Regions from separate parts of the Homo sapiens genome. Here regions 2 and 3 are each linked to region 1. Evidence: chromatin contacts called from ENCODE Hi-C data. All regions are on one chromosome and are shown on one strand. The core of a region is the stretch at or near the end of the contact, and the rest is flanking DNA. Distances in the headings are between cores, read along the strand shown.

The links. Hi-C counts contacts between places; a loop is a spot of excess contacts on that map. Pooled maps may share reads with other maps.
Region 2: a loop to region 1 is called in a map of CD4-positive, alpha-beta memory T cell, with 12 times the contacts of the local background. The contact joins the promoter of PPFIBP2 here to the promoter of FAR1 in region 1. A Hi-C loop is called at or near these places in 1 of 168 maps with a recorded cell type or tissue (CD4-positive, alpha-beta memory T cell), 2 of 37 single-sample maps with no recorded cell type and 11 of 50 pooled maps.
Region 3: a map of ascending aorta shows a loop between it and region 1 (6-fold over the local background). The contact joins the promoter of EIF3F here to the promoter of FAR1 in region 1. A Hi-C loop is called at or near these places in 3 of 168 maps with a recorded cell type or tissue (ascending aorta and naive thymus-derived CD4-positive, alpha-beta T cell) and 13 of 50 pooled maps.

Annotation. Positions count from the first base shown.
Region 1 is chr11:13,667,014-13,670,319 of GRCh38, forward strand. FAR1 (fatty acyl-CoA reductase 1) reads left to right here and starts at 1,655. Exons shown (of 12, transcript NM_032228.6): 1 at 1,655-1,793. RefSeq lists silencers at 1,205-1,694, 1,805-2,084 and an enhancer at 2,165-2,214.
Region 2 is chr11:7,512,247-7,515,552 of GRCh38, forward strand. PPFIBP2 (PPFIB scaffold protein 2) reads left to right here and starts at 1,753. Exons shown (of 24, transcript NM_003621.5): 1 at 1,753-1,875. It overlaps LOC124902806 (leucine-rich repeat extensin-like protein 5), which reads right to left. Exons shown (of 4, transcript XM_047428005.1): 2 at 1,872-2,359; 3 at 1-1,794. The coding sequence ends at 964. RefSeq lists an enhancer at 529-648 and a silencer at 1,319-1,848.
Region 3 is chr11:7,985,743-7,989,048 of GRCh38, forward strand. It overlaps EIF3F (eukaryotic translation initiation factor 3 subunit F), which reads left to right and starts at 1,595. Exons shown (of 8, transcript NM_003754.3): 1 at 1,595-1,974. The coding sequence starts at 1,611. RefSeq lists enhancers at 1,230-1,409, 1,293-1,832, 1,833-2,371, 1,840-1,889.

The DNA.
Region 1 (3,306 bases), core at 405-2,904:
CAAGTTTATATGCCTAGTGTAGTGACAAGCACTTTAAATAAAGGCATTTACCTGATTTAAACAACTTAATGACTAAATTAATAAATATGAATACTGTAATCTTTGTTTTGTTGCTTGTGTTCTTTTACAGATTAGAATTTGGTCCATAGTTCTTACGTTTGTTTTGGGAGAATATTTTGACCCACTTCTAAGAAGTGTTTCACCTGATCCTGGCTATTTATGACTATGGCTATTGGACTGGATGGGTTCCAGGCATACACTGTCTTGCCTAAAGTAGCGGAATGCGACATCCCTGAGGGTAAGCAAGTGTGTTAGCTTTGTGTTCTGTGCCCTCCTCCAGAAATGACAGTACTTGCTGCAAGACTGTGAGCTCATCGAGGCAGAAGCCATGGCATTCAAATTAGTTTCCTGAGCCAGAACTTAACATCTGCCACAAAGTAGGCAGTTCAGTGAGCTTTTGTAGTTTCCAACTGGATGCAGCACTATGACTGCTTTTAGCTACTAACAGGGCCAGGCACTGAAACAAGCTCTAAATCCCCACAGAAAAATCACTCTGAGCCATCCATCCCTAAATACCAACCTGTGCATGCTATTCACCGTGCCAAGAGCGTTCACTCATTTTTGCTTCTCACAAATCTTTTTTTTTCTTCCTATGGCTTGCATGTTTTGAATGACAGCTAAATCCTAATGCGGACTGTTTATACAATGGAGTCCCACGGAGCCCAAAGATTGTGGTAATATTATTACAGAATTCTCATGATCCTTTTATTATTTTTTAAAAATGAGCCGTATGAATGTGGTAATACTATTAAGTGTCCGGCTCGATGAATTCCTCCATGTGTACACAGCCCGGAACGACCACCAGGATCAAGACGCAATGTTTCCAGCTTTCCATAGGTTCCCTCGTGCCCCACCCCTCAGAAGTAAACGTTATTCTAACTCCTATCACTACCGGTAAGTTTTGTAGGGAATTATTTTGGAGGAAGTGGAAGGTGGAATGAATGGGCCCACAGTCCCCTGGGACTGGGCGAGACCCGTGGAGGCTCCAGGGGTCCGTAGAGCTCTTCGCTCTCACCGACCCGGGCCACACCCGCCAAGCTGGTAGTTCTCCGAACGGATCCCTCACGCCCAGCAATGGCCGGAGGGCCCCCGGGCCCCACCATAATAGCGCTAAGCACGCCACAATGGCAGCCCCGCTGTCTCCCGCGCGGGCCTCGCTGCGTGCTCCCAACCTTGGGAGTTGGCGCCCCTCCCGCGCGACGGACAGCCGGGCGTGGCCCTGGGCGCGACCCGACAGGACGCCAGCAGCCGGCGGGGGCGCTCCAGGACTCGAGATGTGGGGCGCGGGCCCATTGGCTGAGCATTCCCCCGCGAGCCTCCCGGCCGCAGGGCCCACCTCCCGGCCCTCTCTCCGCGCCCCCATTGGCCGTTCGCGTTCCGCGGGCGTCCGCTCCCGCCCCACTCCCGCCCGGAGGGAAACCGGGTTGGGGGTGAGAGGCTAAAGCAGGGAGGAGGATGACTGGTCCTGCGGATAAGGGTGTGCGCGAGAGCCAATCAAAAGCGGATGTCGAAAAGAGGCGCCGCTCCAGCCAGTCACGTCGCGAGGTGCGGTCGGGGCCGGCTGACGCGACTGCGGGCCTCAGCCAATGGGCGTGCCACTGCCCGTCCGCTCTTCAGCAGCCGGTCGCGGGCGGTGGAAAAGCGAGTGAAGAGAGCGCGACGGCGGCGGCGGCGGCGGCGCAGCTATTGCTGGACGGCCAGTGGGAGAGCGAGGCCTGAGCCTCTGCGTCTAGGTGAGAAGGGGGTGCGCCAGCGGGAGCGGCCGGGCTGCGGGCTCCTCCTCGCCTGGCTCGGGAAGTGGTTGCGGGAGCTCGGGCTGCAGGCCTGGCCGAGGCGGGGGCGCCGACCAGCCGTCCCGCCCCCGCCCCCGCCCGGGTACGCCCAGAAGTGAGGGCGCCCGCCTCACCCCGGGTGGTCTCTGCCCCTCTTTGCCCCGCCGCCGCCCTTCACAGGGCCGGGACCGCGTGGGGGACGTACGGTGGGGCCTGGTTTGCAGCCGCGGAGCCCGGGGAGCCGCCTGGGGTGGGAGGCCGCTAGAGGTGGCGAAGGTGGGGCGGGGTGGTTAGCCGAGCAGCGGGCTCCGCGTGCTCGCGGGAGGGTAGCGGCAAAGGGAGGCCTAGTGATTGCAGGATTCCGGGTCTGGGGAGGAAGAAAGTGGTGGGAAATAGGTGATGCTCAGAAAAGGGTGCTGAGGGAGAAGGCGCGGGGCCGGGGAGTGTGGTTGGCCTATTAGAAGTAAGGATTGATAGGGCCTGGGTGGAGATCAGCTGGGAGTGAAGGGGGGACGGGCTTGGGTTTTGAAGGTGAAGGTCTCTGGAGAACTGGGGACACGTGGATCTGGAGTAAGAGGCACCTACTGAAACCGGAAGGTGGCTGAGAAGGTTTTATGTGAGGTGTGGACGGGAGGCTATTGGACTAGAAGGCATTAGTTGGTCTGTTAGGACAAAGTATACAAGCAGCAAACGCGGTAGATTTATGTGTGGTAGGTGAAGGCTGTGAATCTTTTATGAGTAGTTGAGCAAGAACAGTTGTCTGATTCTGCGGTGTCGGAGAGTGGAGGGTCTCAGGTAGTGTCTTGGTCAGGTTTGAAGGTTAATTTACTGCTAGTGGAGGGCCAAATACTCAAAAGAGTTTTTAATTCTCACTACTGGGGCTGATCCTCCTCCTACACTCCACCCCTCCTGCCATCCCTGTGACAGTTCATCTCGTTTTGCCTCAGCAGCACAAGAACTCACTCCCTCCGAAGTAATGGCATACATATTGTTTGCTTTTGACTAGATGGCAGTCAGGAATCCCTTAATTCTTTATGTTAAAAAAAAAAGTGTTGGTTTAAAGACAACATCAGAAGATACTCTCAGAAAATCTGCCCTCCAGGGGAGTTTCTCAGCTGTCATGTTGGGCATGTGTAATATAGCATAAAAATGATGCAAGATCTCTTACAGTAATACAAGTGAGAATTAACGTATAAGTACAATCCTGATGTATTTTTTTCAAATTAATTTAAAAAGTAAACAGAGACAGGGTTTGCTGTCGCCCAGGCTGGAGTGCAGTGGCGAGATCATAGCTCGTTCCAGCCTCAAACTCCTCGGCCCAAGAGATCTTTCCACCGTGGCCTCTCAAAGGCTTGGGATTACAGGGGTGAGCCACCCCACCCAGGCCCTGTTATTCCATACATTTTCCATAAAATTATTTTATAATTTTTGTTTTGTTTTGTTTTTATTTTATAAATTTGTGTGTGTGTGTCTC
Region 2 (3,306 bases), core at 503-3,002, 6.2 Mb before region 1:
TTTCTTTCAGGTGAACGTTTTAGCTCTGGGGTCTTGTTGGATTTAAGTGAAGACTGACATCGACATGGCCTACATCAGTGGTTCTTAAACTTTGTTGCACATAAGAATCACCTGCGGAGTTTTAACAGTCCTCATGCCGTGGCCATATCCCCAAGACCATTAAATCAGAACCTCTGGGGATGGATCGAGATATCAGTATTTTTAAAGTTCCTTCCCGCAAGTTGGTTCCAAAGTGCAAAGAAGCTCCAGAGCCGGTGACTTAGAACATTTAAAAAGGTAACTGTATCAATTTAAGAACAGGCTAGCAGTTTCTGGGGGCGGAGGTAAGGGGAGTGGCTCCGCTAGGGCAATAAAGGGTGGGATTCGGAAACAGCCATGACCTTGTGTGAACTGTGGCAGCCTGCGTCTACAAAAGTCGCTCTGCTGCTATTTTAAGGAAGTGAAAGAGAACTGAAGGGTGTCCTGTTGTAACACAACTCTTGCGGGCCCCAGCCTTCCCCTGCTGGCTGTGCTTTGGTCTGCTGCTGGCCAGGTTCCCGCAGTGACCACACGTCTCATATTTGCCAGGGTGGGTTAGGTTCTGTTCACATGTAAAATTCTCCTGGGCCTACTGGTCATTTCAGACCGCGAGGGTAAATTTGGTTTGAAAAAGTTGTGTCCTGTGGAGTTTGTCGACACTCCAGCCTGTAGAGAACTAAAGGCTAGGGCTGTGGTGACTCCTGCCAGAGCTGGGGACTATGCCGAGTCCCTGGTGTCGCTGCCATCTGAGGCCTACAGGGATTTTAAACAGCTTAACAGCAGCCAGTCCTTGGAGGCCTGGGCAGGGCCACAACATAGCAGTACAACCAAAACGGGTTCAGGCCACACGCTGGAGGTAGGGGCTGGACCAGATCTCCAGCTTCAGTCCTCCCCAGTTCGAGAACCCATTCCTGTGGTCAGACATTGCCAACGCTTTTCTTGGACCTAAGGTCCCAGACCTTGGCGCTGGGCACAGGGAAATGCTTCCTGACCTCGGCTCTTCATAAGACAGAACTTTTGTTTGGTGCCAACCACTAGAGGGACCTCCACCCCAGGTTGCGAGTGCAGCGCGGCGGGACCTGGGATGATTCGGGGGCTTTCCGACCTGCTTAGGGAGGGCGGCTCAGAGACAACCTCAATTTTGCCTGGATTGCACGCGGGCCGAGGAAGTCGGGATGCTCCGAAGGGTTTCTGCTCTGGGAGTGCCTCTAATGTGGGTTTTCTATGCTTTCTCTCTTCGCAATTCTCGACACCGTTTCCTTCTTCCTCGCTTTCATTCCCTGTGACCGGAGAACGGCGCTGAAGGACTGGAGAAGCCCAGGAGACTGGGAGCCGGAGCGCCGGGTACCCACCCGGGCCTCCCCGCAACCGGAGCTGTGCGGAGGAGGAGGCGCGGCGAACGGGGCGGGGCTCCCGGAAGGGGGCGCGGTCCGCCGAGAGAGGCGGGGCTGGGGCCCGGACGCGCGGCCCAGGGGGTGGGGACGAGGCAGGTTCGAAGGGGCGGGGCTGACCAGGCCGGTCCCCCGGGAACAGGAACCCTGGTGGACGGGTCCCAGCAGGCTTCTTCGGTGCCCGAGAGGGAGCGGGTGCCCAAGGGGGTGGTCCCTGTGGCAGGTCCCGGGGTGGGGGCGCGGCGCTCCGGGAAGAGCCTTCCGCAGGTCCCCGCCCCGTCACGTGGGCGCCGGCCCCGGCCGCTGCGGTCGGTCCGCTGGTTGGTCGGGCGCTTGGTCCGGCAGTTGGTCGGTGGGCCAGTGGCCCGTCGCTCGCTTCTGGGCTCTCATGTTTGAAGGTGGGAGGGACACGGGAGCGGCCCGCACACCTGAGCCGCCCGGAGAGGAGCCTCGGCCCCGTACCCAGGTCAGTGGGCTCTCCCCACACCCCGGGCTTGCCGCGCGGTCGGGGTTGGGATCCCCGTCGGGAGCATTACCTAGGGAGTGGAGCGCCCCCAGAGCTACGAACCACGGGGACGTGTGGGTCAGTGTCTCTGTGAGCCCCGGAGCGTGTCCCAGGCTCGAGGACGGGGACCCTTCTCCAACTCCACTGGCCAGAAGCCTGGGAGGAGGGCAGAACTCCTGTGGGTTGGCTGCGAATCTCCACCCAACCCTGCCTGGGATCCGCGGACAGTCCGCACTCCTGCAGGTGCCAGCGTGGCCCTGGAGATGCGCAGGGAGGTGGGGTCCCTGAGTTCTGTGCGGCGCGTCCCAGCCCTGCTCAGCCCGGGGAGCAGCGGCGTGGACTAGGGAGCCTAAGGAGGTTGCGGAAGCTTTAGGTCTGTCAGCCCAGGCAATTCTCTGGTGGACACAGCGTGTGTCTAGATGCAGGGCCTCGGCTAAAGCCAGTTCTGTAGTGTAAGTGCAAAAATACAGCACACTTTTTAAAATCTAAAGCCGCCGCGTCCCAGTAGACTGCAGGATGGGGACGGTCCTATTTAAAAGTGGGCTCCCTCCTCACCTCATCACATCAGATTCCAGACCCGCAGTTTTTCCTCGGATGAAAATAAGATTATGTAACAAGAGAACAGAACTTCCAGCGTTTGGATAGGATTAAGACAGGCATTCTTGCCAGTGTTTAATCTTCTTAAAAAACGAATCTAATTATATTTTTACTTTTAGAGCAGCCAGATATTTGGTATAGATCCGTGTCCCTTTTCTATATTTTGGTCTACTTCCTGTCTTTCTCTTCGTCTCTCTCCTTTCTCAACCCCTCCTTAATTGATTGTAATACAAATCTGAAGTGTTTTCAAATTTGTAGTGTATTATGTGAAGTTAAATGGTCAACTACAGAAAAGTAGTTGGTTTTCGACATAATTCATCTTCAGCATATTCAGTCTTTCATTATTATAGGTGTATGGAAAGCTGTAAGTGTTATCTAATTTAGAAATTATTTCTCTTTGGCTTAAGAGAGGCAACCCATTTGTACTTTGCTTAAATTCATAGCTAAATAAATTTGAAGTGGGAGATGGGGATGATTGATGAGGTTTTCACTGATTGCATTTATCCATGTTTTATTTAACATATTTCAATTATTAGTAATACTATTTTAAGATTTGGTGATGTGACAGTTGTTAGCTTATTGCTACTGGAGAGATAAGCTGCTTACCATGATGCCTTCTTTACTGGGTAGCTAAGGGAGATGCGCTTTGACTTTAAAAGAGTAAGTGGAATGAGATCAATGACATGAAGGCGGTAGGAACAAAGTTATGGGAATTCCTGTCTTTCATCTGAGCAGGGAAATCTGGGATAATTTTAAGAAAGGGTGATGTGATGGACCTCAAAGGATCCCTCCTGG
Region 3 (3,306 bases), core at 345-2,844, 5.7 Mb before region 1:
TGCCTCTCAATCCTGCTGTTTCCCTGGCTATTTCCTTAAATGTCTCCTTTCCTTCCCAGAAAACTTCCTGAAAGAAAAGCTGGCACTTGCTGCTTTCAGTTCAGACTGGCCATTCTCTCACACCAGATTTCTAGTTTCTGTGCCCACCCCACCCTCAGTCCCACTGACGTTGCTCTACTAGGGTTGCTAAAGACTCCAGGTCATCAAATCCAAGAGTTACTTTTCAATCTTCTTCTGTTTGGCTGTTCACCTTTGTTTTGGTGAAAGAAAGAATGCATGTCTACACAGAGCATTTACAGGGGAGCAGCGTCATGTGAATTCTAATAATGGAAGATTTCTCCAAGGAGAAATCAACTCTTGGGCACAGAATCAGGGATAAGAAGTTCAACCTCACCTATCCACTTGCCAGCTGGACACTAGGACTTGACCTAATTAAGGGAGTTGACAGTTTTTTTGGTGTTTTGTTTTGTCTTTACAAGCAGATGTTATCACCCCATTATACCAAGAAGGAAATTGAGGCTCAGAAAAAACTTGTAGATTGCCCCAAGTTACACAGTGGGTTATGGTCAGAGCTCCCTCCATCACATAGTGATAATAGCTATGACTTAATAACTACTGTATATCAGGCATGTGCTAAGAGCTTTACAAGGCAATACCTCATATAATCCTCTCCTAAAGTACAGACTAGTTTATACACCTTATTACAACTCCACTTGAATGTGTAATGGACATCTCAAAGGTGACACATTCAGAAATGAAATCAGGATCTTTTCCCCAAAACCTGCTCTACCTACAGCTTTTGCTATCTCAATTGATGGTGACTTCATCCTACTAATCGCTCAGTACAAAAAAAAAAAAAAAAAATTGCAGTCCTCCTTGACTCCTCTCTTTCACACCTCATATACAATTTCTCAGGAAACCCTATTGAAACTACCTTCAAAATATATCCATAATCTTCCCACTTCTCAGAACTTCTACTGCTACCAGCCTGGTCCCAGCCACCATCATCTCTCACTTAGATTACCTAGTGGCCTCCCAGCAGGTCTCCCTGCTTTTCCCTCTCTCGCCTCCCTCTCCTCACCTCCCCTCACCCTCCAGTCTCTTCTCAAAGCAGCAGGAGAAATCCAGCTAAGTTCTCCTTCTCGCCCATTGCAGCCTCGAGCTTCTGGGCTCAAACGATCCTTCCGCCTCGGTCTCCCGAAGTGCTGAGATTACAGGCGTGAGCCACCGCGCCTGGCCTTAAAATCCTTTTTAAAGGCACTTTGACATCCATTATCTCATTTAAGTCTAAAACACGAATTTCGACCTCCGCGCTGCTTTCTGGTTCCACCTGGCGGCAGCTGCACAAAGTGTTTCTCTTCGAACGCCGTCCCAAGTTTTACCCGGAACTACTTAGCCCAGGGTTTCCTGAGTGCTCCTCGGGCCAAAAGCAGAGCGCACAAATTCCAGAAGAAATTACCAACGGCGGGACTATTTCAGTGCTCCGAGAAGTATCACCAGTAACCAATCAGCAAAAAGCTCTAGCTCACGTGGTGTATATTCAGCCTATCAAGCTCCTGATATTCATGAATGCTGTCATTTCCGCTTCCGCCTCCTTCTTTCTCGACAAGATGGCCACACCGGCGGTACCAGTAAGTGCTCCTCCGGCCACGCCAACCCCAGTCCCGGCGGCGGCCCCAGCCTCAGTTCCAGCGCCAACGCCAGCACCGGCTGCGGCTCCGGTTCCCGCTGCGGCTCCAGCCTCATCCTCAGACCCTGCGGCAGCAGCGGCTGCAACTGCGGCTCCTGGCCAGACCCCGGCCTCAGCGCAAGCTCCAGCGCAGACCCCAGCGCCCGCTCTGCCTGGTCCTGCTCTTCCAGGGCCCTTCCCCGGCGGCCGCGTGGTCAGGCTGCACCCAGTCATTTTGGCCTCCATTGTGGACAGCTACGAGAGACGCAACGAGGGTGCTGCCCGAGTTATCGGGACCCTGTTGGGTGAGTGGTCAGAGAAAGTTAACATTCTTTTCTTCCTCCCACTTCTCATTTATCTCACTCCCCTAACTCATTAATTCTTTAATTCCTGGTGTCCTACCGTCCTTTCCTCCCATCCCCAATGACCTCTTAATCTATATCTGCATCCTACCTTTTGCTGTGACTTATCTTCTCAAGCACTTGCATCTCTCCTCTCTCTCCTGCCGGATTGCTGTCACTTTAAGCGACATAAAATACACAAGGAGTAGTTGTGTCATTTACTGAATATTTTATGCCAGTGGTTTACATTTATGCCAGTGGTTTACATTTTACATAAACAGCAGTTTATGGCAAGTATGATGGGCTGCATCTACCAAAAATGAGTTCACACGCCGAGTGGGAAGTCAGGAACCCTTGACTCCCTATACCAGTGACCACATATTTCTCCCTTATCCACTGACTAAATGTCATCGTTTTCCAGGTATTGACAAAGTTTTCTAACCAGTTGTCAAAGGAGTGGGGACGTTTGTAAAAAAACATTCCTCCCAACAAGTAAACCGGTTTGGTTGGAACCCGCTTGGGATTTTATAGTGTTCTGCTGTCCTAAACGTCTGAGCCTGATCTGTGTCCCTCAGTGTCCCCTAATATTAGTACCTAATGTGAGAAACCCTGTTCCCCCATTTTGCATTTGGACGCAAACAGTTGTATTATCTGTTTATATTTCTGCCCTTAACCTTCAGGTCGAAAAATGACCCATTCTCTGCCTGTGTTCCAAATTTGGGGAATAGATATTTTATGTTAAAGTAGTTTGTAAAATGGAAAAGCACTAAAGAGGGATTGTTGATAATAAATTCCTTTCTGGAGACTATGCTGGTCCCATGAAATTCGTTTCCATTCCATCTTAGTGCCAGATTTTAAATAGCTTTGTGAATCCACTTTATTTACAAGCATTCTTTCTCTTTCATACTCTTGAACATCTACTAGTTCTTACACCATAGAAGACAGTTGGTATATTGCAAAGCAGACAAGATTTGTAAGCAGACCTCACAAAACATTTGCCATGTGACTTGGGGCAGATTACCTAAAATCTGTTCTGTCAGGAGCTACTTTAGACTTAGTCTTTGTGAGAGCTAAATTAAAAACTTCTGACTATGCTGGCACACATTAGGTACAGCTGTTAGTTGCCATTCACATCAGGCCTGGACCACCCCAATGCATACAGACACACATTTTCTCTCCTTTATCTATCTTTGACGGTATAGCATTTTACAGAAACTTAAATTCATATCTTCTGAACATTGCTTGTCTTTTCTCAGACCAAGCTTTTGCGTTCTCTTTGCCACAAGTGCTTTTCCT